Linked DNA regions of Homo sapiens: region 2 is linked to region 1. A link is a loop called in an ENCODE intact Hi-C map of the cell type or tissue named here. Cell type or tissue: GM12878. All regions are shown on one strand. Each heading gives the region's core, and the rest is flanking DNA. Links, peaks and the distances in the headings are about the cores only.

What was found. A loop is a pair of places that touch in the nucleus more often than their neighbours do. Peaks named below come from ENCODE experiments on the same cell type or tissue, not always from the same donor. Only the 100,000 strongest peaks of a DNase experiment are listed, where the experiment ranks them.
Region 2: a loop joins it to region 1, with 2.5 times the contacts of the local background. A loop is called at or near these places in 1 of 110 quality-filtered maps.

What each region holds. Positions count from the first base shown.
Region 1 is chr5:119,468,622-119,473,796 of GRCh38, reverse strand. The region is part of intron 2 of HSD17B4 (hydroxysteroid 17-beta dehydrogenase 4); the gene reads right to left. It also overlaps the pseudogene LOC124901215. Among named protein-coding and RNA genes, the nearest start is that of HSD17B4, 19 kb to the right of the region's middle. RefSeq lists enhancers at 2,508-3,239, 3,240-3,971. In GM12878, for the core only: a CTCF peak has its summit at 2,771 (motif pointing left); a DNase peak (open chromatin) is centred at 3,196; H3K4me3 peaks cover 448 bases; H3K27ac peaks cover 1,131 bases.
Region 2 is chr5:119,891,862-119,897,036 of GRCh38, reverse strand. All of the region lies in intron 1 of LOC105379144 (a long non-coding RNA gene), which reads right to left. Among named protein-coding and RNA genes, the nearest start is that of FAM170A, 260 kb to the right of the region's middle. In GM12878, for the core only: no CTCF peak of the experiment used is centred there; no DNase peak of the experiment used is centred there.

The sequences.
Region 1 (5,175 bases), core at 1,313-3,812:
GCCCAGTTCCTTCCTACCCTATCCCATCTTACTAAACACAACACAGCCATTTTCAAAACATTCCTCTTCATTTTTGAATACAGACATAAAGAAACAGCAAAACTATTTAAATACAGGTTGTTCTCATGAAATTTTTAACTGTGCAGTGTTTTTCCTCTTTCAAAAAGTAAAGAAGACTGGGCATGGTGGCTTATACCCGTAATTCCACCACTTTGAGAGGCTAAGGTGGGAGGACTACCTGAGCTCAGGAGTCTAAGACCACCAGCCTGGGCAACATAGCAAGATTTCATCTCTACTAAAAACCAAAATAATTAGCTGGGCATTATGGCATGTATCTGTAGTCCCAGCTACTTGGGAGGCTGAGGTGGGAGGATTGCTTGAACCTGGGAAATCAAGGCTGCAGTGAGCTATGATCATGCCACTGCACTCCAGCCTGGGCAACAGAGCAAGACCCTTTCCAGGAAAAAAAAAAAAAAAAAAAAGGAGCAGGGAAGAAAAGTAAAAAAAAAAAAAAAAAAAAAAAGATTCATCCACTTTTCAGCAAAAGAAAAGAAAAAATGTGAAAATCGCTTTAAGATTAAATACACAGGAAAACAAAACTACTATAAGATCGATCAATCCTACTTCCACATCTTTATCCAAAAGAACTGAAATCAGAAGAAAAACTGACTTGAAATTCTCTTCAAATAACAAAGGATATTAGCACTCCAATGTTCACTGCAACACAATTCACAATAGCTAAGATGTGGAAACAACCTAAATGTCCATGGATAGGTGAATGAATAAAGAAAATGGGGTATATACAAGCAATGAAACGTAATTCTGCATTTAAAAAGAATAAAATACTGCAATATGTGATAATATGAATAAACTCTGAAGACACTATGTTAAACGAAATAAGTGAGTCACAAAAGGACAAATACTGGCATGATTCCACTTATGTGCGGTATCTAAAATATCAAAACTCATAGAATCACAAAATAGAATGATGGTTGCCAGGAACTAGTGAGATGCTGGAAATGGAGAGTTGATAACCAATGGGTATAAAGTACCAATTACGTTGGGCCGGGCGCGGTGGCTCATGCGTGTAATCCCAACACTTTGGGAGGTCGAGGCGGGTGGATCACCTGAGGTCAGGAATTCAAGACCAGCCTGGCCAACATGGTGAAACCCCGTCTCTACTAAAAATCCAAAAATTAGCTGGGCGTGATGATGCACACCTGTAATCCCAGCTACTCGGGAGGCTGAGGCAGGAGAATCGCTTGAACCCAGAAGGCAAAGGTTGCAGTGAACTGAGATCGTGCCACTGCACTCCAGCCTGGGCAGCAGAGTGGAAACTCTGTCTCAAAAAAAAAAAAAATTTCAATTATGCAAGATAAATAAGTTCTAGAGATCGGCTATACAACATACCTATAACAATACTATATTGTACACTTAAAACCTTGTGAAGAGGATAGATGTCATAAGTATTCTTACCACAATAAAAAAGTTTTTAAAGATTAAGCACACAATGTTGAAATATCTTCTCCATAAGAAAGTCTTTATGTATAAGAATGGTGATTTTAAAAGAAACACGCATGAGCTTAAAATATTAGAAAATCATATTTTAAGTTTTTACAACACACAGTGTCTAAAATGAAAGAAATAAAAACTATTTCTCAAAAGAGGTCAAAAATTACATACAGAACCAATATATGTTTAGTCACTAATTTATACCATAACTCCATGTTCATATGTTTAACTGATGACACTTACCATAAAACATCTCCCTATATCCAATTATATATTTACAAACATTAATTGATAATTTACTATTTGCAGGAAAATCTACAGAGGGACACACAAATGTATAAGAATGGTGTTTGCCCTCAAAGAGTTTATAATCTATTGAAAGTTAAGTATGCGATGGCCACAGTAATACACAGATTTTAGCATAAAGTGTATATCCAAGCCAACATAATCAAATAAGAACAAATATCAAAGTTAATTTACACAATAATTTATGAAAAAATTTACAAAATAACATGCAAAAACTAATAAAAAGATACATAGATAAATGCCAAATAACTTGGAAAAACAGAACTTAAGAGAATTACTTGAAACAAAGAATCTGCATTGTGAAATGATCTTCTCCATAGGGTTATTGCATAGATTTTGAAAGCTGTAACAATAAAAAAGTTACTAATTAATAAATAGCATAATGGTATACATGAAAATGTAATAGTTATGATTAACACAATTTTTTTTAAACAAGATTTTTTTTTCTTCTGAAAAACTGCTCTTTTTAAAACTGGGGTGAGAGTTGAAAGTGGAATTGGATAAATAAGTAATGGGATAATATGGAGAAAAAGCCAATGCCTAAAATTAGCTAAGGCATATATATTTTCACTTAACTTTTTAAAAACAGGAAATGAGTTTTTCAAAATGTGGACTGAGATTTTTTTTTGATAGTATAATATGATAAGTCTTACTGAAAATAAAAATGTTACAAGACACAAAATAATAGAAAGAGGCTTGTATTATCCCTCAAGAGATGGAAAAAGTGTTAGGATTCTCAAAAGACTGAATTCTTATTAATTGTTCATTTCAATGCAATTATTCAAATGACAGGAAACAACCAGTTAAAAAAATCAAGATTTTAAGACAGTTAACAGTCTTTTATGACCCTTTTTAAGCACAAGAAAGTTCAAAAGCAAATTAGAAAACGTGATACTTAAGTGAAGAAAGCATTGTTTGATTGTGCAATGAAACACTACCCCCAAGTGGAAATTTTACAAAGCGCAACCAGGCAGGCAAGCATTGAAAGCTGGATAAATAATTTATTGAGATCAATCATGGGTAGTTAAATAATATTGGGGTAAATTTATCTCAAACAAATCTCTACATTAGAGACCACTAAATTGACACTGACCCACTCAGCAATCCCATTATCACCAGAGCGAAATCACAGAAATTAAAATCTTAACTAGAAAATACTGGTTAGATGTCATCAAGATGGCCAACTAGAGGTGCCCAATCCTTGTCTCCTCCGCAGAGAAGAATCAAAACAACAAATAACAGCACTTCAGGTAGAATGTCTAAGAGAGAACATGAAAATTCAGCAAGGAAGTGACAAAAACCCTCTGAGGCACAGAAACTCTGCATGGCAGCTTAGAGGGGGAAGTGAAGCATCCAGATGGAATCAGCTTAGAGCTGACAGGGACTTCCCATTGTGGGCAAAAGGTTAAGTGGGGGACACCCAAGAGTCGCCATTACCATCACAAATACCTGTAATCACAGACCCTGAGCTCAGTATAGGAACCTGCCTGGAGTATACACAGCTGAATTGCTCCTGAAAAGAAACACAAGCTGAGTCCTCCCTATCCCATGAGACCCAAGCTGTTACAGTATGACACCATTTTGGTAATGGAACCACTGCTGGTGTGCATTCTGACCTGGAGGCCAATAGCCCAGACACCTCCACATCCTAGGGGTGCCATCTGCCATCATCCCACCATGCCCACACAGAAGGCTGCAGGATCATGACCCCAGCTAGTTTCAGTGGTACCACTATGACCTCAGCACCTGAGTCCATGCAGCACCCTACACTCCAAAAAAAAAAACAGACATTCAAGTACAATGGGGACGCTGCCACCAGGAAGAGAAAGGCTGACATACGCATTCCCCAGAGACTGAGAATTAGCCTGGCCAGCATCTATCACCTCAAGCAACCATGACCTATCTAGCAGTAGAGCAACCATGTGCCACATGTGCCCCATATGGACCAAGACAACTGACACCACCAGCAACCCTTCCCCCTCCCATGGAGGATCTACCATGCACCATGCTCACCCACCAGGGACAGACAACTAACCCATCTGGCAATCCCTGTTCCCAGCAAAACCATGCCACTGTCTCCACAAACCCCAAAGTCAAGGCCACTGAGGCACATACAGACACTGTTGATGTTGATTACAGCCAAAGAAATCACAAGGCAATTACACATCTGTGCCCAACCAGAAGCTAAACCAAACACCTAACCTAACTGATACATAGAGAAAAAAGTCTTTCCCTACAAAAGTTAATTCATAAAAGGGGAAGATACGACTGTTCTACTAGACACACAAATATCAATGTAGGAACAAAAGAAACATGGAAAAACAGGCCAGGTGCAGTGGCTCACGCCTGCAATCCCAGCACTTTGGGAGGCCCAGGCAGGTGGATCACTTGAGGTCAGGAGTTTGAGACCAGTATGGCCAACATGATGAAACTACATTTCTACTAAAAATAACAAAAATTAGCCAGGCGTGGTGGTGGACACCTGTAGTCCCAACTACTAAGGAGGCTGAGGCAGGAGAATTGCTTGAACCAGGAGGCAGAGGTTGCAATGAGCCGAGACCGCGCCACTGTACTCCAGCCTGGGCAACAGAGTGAGACCCTGTCTCTAGGTGGATAAATAAAGAAATAAAAATAGATACCTTTCTTTAAACACTTTTTTTAAGTTAAAAAAAAAAAAGAAACATGGAAAAACAGGGAAACACAACACCTCCAAAGAAACACAACTCTCCAGTAACAAACCTAAATAGAAGAAAATCTACGAAATTCCTGAAAGGGAATTCAAAATGATGATCTTAAGGAAATCCAGTGAGATACAAGAAAAATATAGATAGATAATACAAGAAAATCAGAAAAACAATTCATTATCTAAATGAGAAATTCAACAAAAAGATATATATATCATTAAAAAAAACAGAGCTTAAGAATACAATGAATAAAGTGTGATGACTGAGTGTTCACACTCGTGTAAGATATGCCTCCCTCAAACGTTGTCATGAAATAAGCACATTGCCCAACTGATAGGAAAAAGAAAAAAAAAAACAAGAATTCAATCAATGAAATTTAAAAATACAATTGAAAGCTTCAACAACAGACTACATCAAGCAAAAGAAAGAATATTTAAACTCAAAGACAGGACTTTTGAAATAACCCAGTCAGACAAAAAAAAAAAGGAAAGAGAAAAACATAAAAAAGAATGAAGAAAGCCTATGGTAGTAATGGGACACCATTAAGTAAACAAATTTTTACATATTGAGAGTTACAGAAGGAGCGAAGTTGGGCATAGAAAACATTTTAGCTGAAAACTCCCAAGTCCTGAAAGAAAGATGGACATCCATATCCAGGACACTCAAAGGTCTT
Region 2 (5,175 bases), core at 985-3,484, 420 kb before region 1:
CGGAAGAGACAGAGTCAGAGTGATGCAGTGTGAGACAGACTCAAGCAGCCACTGCTGTCTTTGAAGACAGAAGGGGAAAAGGAGCCAAGGAATCACAAGAACTCTCTAGACACTAGGAAAGGCAAGAAAATGCATTCTCTTCCCTAGAGCCTTCAGAAATGAATGCAGCTCTGCTGATACTTTGATTTTAGCCCCCTAAGCCCTATTTTGAACACTCTGACCTCCAGAACTATAAGATTAACAGATTTATTTTGTTTTAAGACACTGAGTTTGTGGGAATTTGTCACAGCAGCAATAGGAAACTAATACAAGTATCAAACTACTACTCAAACGAGCTCTCCCTGGAAATCCAGATCAGGTCATAATCCACTCCTCTATGTTTCCATGGGACGTTTATAGTACTCATTTCTCATTGCATTCATAATTTCTTGTTCAGTAGCTCTATACACCAATAAACTATATGCCTGTCGTGTTTATCACTCTATCCTTAGTACTTGTTCCTAAACCTGGATGATACATAGCGCTTAAAACATATCATTGAATGAATAAATAAATACATTTAAATTATGACAAACTTATCTTCTTCCAATCACCATATGGTAAGATACTTACAAAAGAAATGATTTTAAGTTACTGTTGAGCTTTTACAAATTGAAATAAAAAAGAACACCTAAAAAAATATACACAGCATCTGCAACCTTTGAGTAAAAATCTGTTGTGTTTTATTTCATGTACTGCTGAAAGCTTTATGTTGTTTGAAAAATAAATGGAGCTTTTTTTTTTTTTGAAAGTCTGAGTGAGTGTGATGAGAGAGTTTGGAATCACAGACTTTAGATCCCATCTTAAAAATGAATAGCTGGACATTCACTTCACACATTCTTCTGGATCTTGTTAAAAGGTGATATATGTAAGCACCATATTGGCACAAAACAATCTCCGTTATTCTTCAACCTAACCAACAGAAAGGTATCACTGTCTTAGAATATCTAAGCCAGTGGTTCTTATGCCTGATTATATACTGATTTATATTAAAAGAGGCAAAAGAAGTCTGGGGAAGGAGGCAGGAAATTCAAAAAGAAGAAATGGTAAGGCAATTTAAATTGTTCGGCTAGAGTGCAGTGGCGCGATCTGGGCTCACTGCAACCTCCGCCTCCCGGAGGCGGAGCTATTCTCCTGCCTCAGCCTCCCAAGTAGCTGGGATTACAGACACACGCCACCATGCCCTGCCAATTTTTGTATTTTTAGTAGAGATGGGGTTTCACCATGTTGGCCAGGATGGTCTTGATCTCGACTTCGTTATCTGCCTGCCTCGGCCTCCCAAAGTGCTGGGATTACAGGCTTGAGCCACCACACCCAGCCGGCTAGCACAGGTTATATATGTTCAATATTAAAATATATACACTATATATGTGCAAAATATAATGTAAATATATATTACCTACAAACATCTTCAAACAAGACCGCTGAACTATACCTCATTTTAATTGAAAGAAAGGCAAGAGTTCTGCTAAGTCTAAAAAGTTTCTACGTGGTCTTGAGCAAACTCATAAGATGTCCATTAGCTTCAGTAACTGTTCCTCAAAGCAGCCTAAATTTTGTACCTCAAAGTGGGCCTTGACAAGTGCATGTCTGTCTGCTTCTATCGCATAAGCTTATTGAGGGGCATTTGCCATTAAGGGGAACTAGGGGCCATTTTGGGCTCTTGAGCAAAAAAATTCTTGAGGGACATGCTTTCCTCAAGAAGCTCCTGTGGAAAAATTCCATGGAATTTAACATCATAGCTGTAAGCTTAAGTCACACTTTATATCAGAACCACAAAAGACACTGTTTCTCAAATAAAACATATTTCAGAAATGGGTTCACTACTTTTTTGTAAAGAGACCAGAATCTATACTCGTAATGCTGATTCCCAGACCACCTCAGCAGTGATGGACTTCTATTGTATGTTTTTTAAAGAGGTAGTCAGCAATTCCTCAACTCTTGCCTCCCCAGTTGCCTCCTCCCTCCCTACTTCAACAACACTATACACACGTGTGTGTGCACACACACACATACACACACACCCCCTATCATACACAGAAGACAAAATTGTTTTCTGGGGTTTTGTTAAATATATTTATGCATGTGTGCACATGGTTTGTACTAAATAGTCAATAACTGTTTCAGGTGTGTACTCTTGGTTATTGCATAGGCTCTATGCACATAGACTCATATACACAGTCATATATGACTTACATGTATCTTTGCCTAATCTGTAGGTGGTCCCATAGCTCACAGGAAAGTCCTGCAGTTAGCAAGTTCAGACATACGGGATCATTTATATTTGTTCATTTGTTTTCACATATATCTTCAAAGCTGTCTAACATATTCCCAGTTTCCTTCTCCCTTCAGGACACTATCAGTTATATTCAGAGAAACATGTGTGTACTAGAAAACTGAAGCCTTATAATCAGTTTTCAGTCTCCTTTTCAATTTGAGGCATGTTTCTGTATCTGGCAAAATTTTGTCACAAACTCTAAGATTCAGTTATCTAGTTTTATTAGGATAGAAATCCCTCCCTGTTTTTCAGATTTTATATTTAAGAGCTGGGTTTCAGGGAAGGGAGGTAATTAACTCTACATGCACTCTTACCCCTAAGACGGTCAAATAAAAAGGGACATTTTAAGTATTTATGGATTCCAATGTAATATGCAATCATGATATGTCCCTGAGGGCACAGTCTTGTTAAAAAGAAAATATGATAACAAAGCCATCTTAAGGATCTAATATAAGAGATGTTTGCAGTCAGAATATCATCATTTCCCTTCTTTCTAGCACAGAATTGGAGGATTTTGGTAGCCTATTTGTGTGACTACTCAAATATGTCAAAAGCTGTGGTTTTGAGACCAATAAATAGCGACTATAGGTCTGCATGGGGACCCTTTATCAAGACTTAAAGGTGTTTCCCCCACCCCGCCAACAGTCTTATAAATGGGATTCTATTATTTTCACAACCAAATATCTGACTGTACTGTGTGAATAAACACTGAGTACTTGAGAACATTAAAGGGAGAGTGGCTTAAATATGATGTTGAGTGATCAGAAAATGCTACAGGGCGAGAAAAAGACATAAAGCTGACCCTAAAGCAGGGAATAATTTATGTATATAAAGGATAGGAGGGAAAGAGACTTCTGTGGATTAAACAACACACGAAAATACGTAGAGGCAAAATGTTAATGGCATGTGAAGGGAATAGCAAAGTGTGACACAATTTCATCAGCAGTTGTTGGGAGAACTAATGGATAAGATAAACACAAAATGACAAACCCATTATGTGACACCAAAGACTATGAGCCATTTAGAGTCTTTGGCAGGAAAAACCTTGAGGAAGTTGCTTCAGATTAGTAGAGACTGCAAAGATATATTAGTGATAAAGAGGCAGGAACCAGGAGAGATGTTAAGAGACAAACTAGATAACAGTGACAGCAAGCCACTGAGGCTTTGATTGATTCATTGTAGTCTATCAAAGAAACCCTGAATATGCTGAATGTAGTTATTTTGCAAATTTGACAGAAAACATCAGCTCTGAAATCTTTTCTCAAGTAAATCTTTTTTAAAATAAAAATTGACTTTATCTTTCAATTAAGATGGTCACTACCTCCTTGGTTGTACCACAAGCTCAAGGCCAAATAGAAGGTGATAATGATAGATTCCTACAGTGGCCATGTGGTAGTGAAGGTACAGATCTTTAATATGAAGATTTCAGAGAACTGAGAGGCCTTGGTTTGGAAACACTTTCGATGCTCTACAATCCAGGTTCTCAAGTCTACCAAACTTTTTGAGCAATGATAATCAGATTTCTCTGCCACTGAACATAGATAAGTCTTGAATATTTTTCTAAAAGACACTGGAATCCAAGGCATCGAGAGTCAACTCAAGTTATCAGAAGGATCAGAAAAGGAATGTCTTGGAAATATATGAGAAATCTTATGAAAATCTAAAAATAGCAATAAGGCATTGCCAATCCACAAGGAGTCAACAAGTTATTTTATTTCCTCCAGGGTTATTGAGTCTTCATCTCTGCTTCTCTCTGACCAGTTGTCCTGTCATCTCACTCTTGTACACCTATTTATATATTTCCTTGGGGTGTCACTGCTCCTCTCTGCTACAATAAGATACATGACTTTAGTTTTCCGTTGTGCTGAACCTGGTCCTAAACTTACATGACCTTTCATTTCCAGTGCCTATTACCTTCCATTCATTTTCTTTTTATATCACTTAAAATATTTTTAAAATGATGACTGTAAATAATTTATTCTTGTTGAAAAAGAGATCATATAGCGTGCACACATCTAAGGAAAAAAGTACCAAGTCACCTGAAATGCTGAGGTGACTCACATTATTTTGATAACAATATTAGTTTGCTAGGACTGCCATAACAAAATACTGCAAATCAGGTGGCTTAACCAACATCAACTTATTTCTCACAGTTCTGGAGGCTGGAAGTCTAAGATCAAGGGGTCCAGAGGTTTGGCTTCTCCTGAGGCCTTTCTCCTTGACTTGCATGGCCACCTTCTCTCTGTATCATCACGTGGTCTTTTCCCTGTACACACATATTCCTGGTGTCTCTCTTCTTACTAGTCATATTGGATTCAGGCCTTACCCTGTGACCTTATTTCACCTTAGTAACCTTTTTAAAGATTCTATTTTCAGCCACAGTCACATCAAGGATTAGGGCTTCATTGTATGAATTTTGGGAGTATAAAATTCAGTCCATAACAGTGACAATAATTTTAAAACTCTCCCCCTTTTCACATGTATATACACATTTACACACATATGGTTATACTTTTGCATTTTCATACATTGAATTGTATATAATGTACTTTTTTTAATTTTTGAAGTTTCTATGTCTTATAGTCTTATTTTTGGCCTCTCCCTTCTTTTCTTTGCCTGACCAACACATATTGATAACTAATGCTAATAATTCTATGTGTTTATTTTCATATTTTACAAGCATATCTAATAAAATCAAAGGGCTTTTTGACATTGCTTACTTTTCCGCAACTTGCACTTCCTACATAACAAAGCATGGTAAAAGTTTATCCTAGTCTACAAGTAAAACTCTAACCCACTCCTTCTAATGGATGCCTAACATTCTGTGTAATTGAGGTACTGCAATTTATTTAGTCATC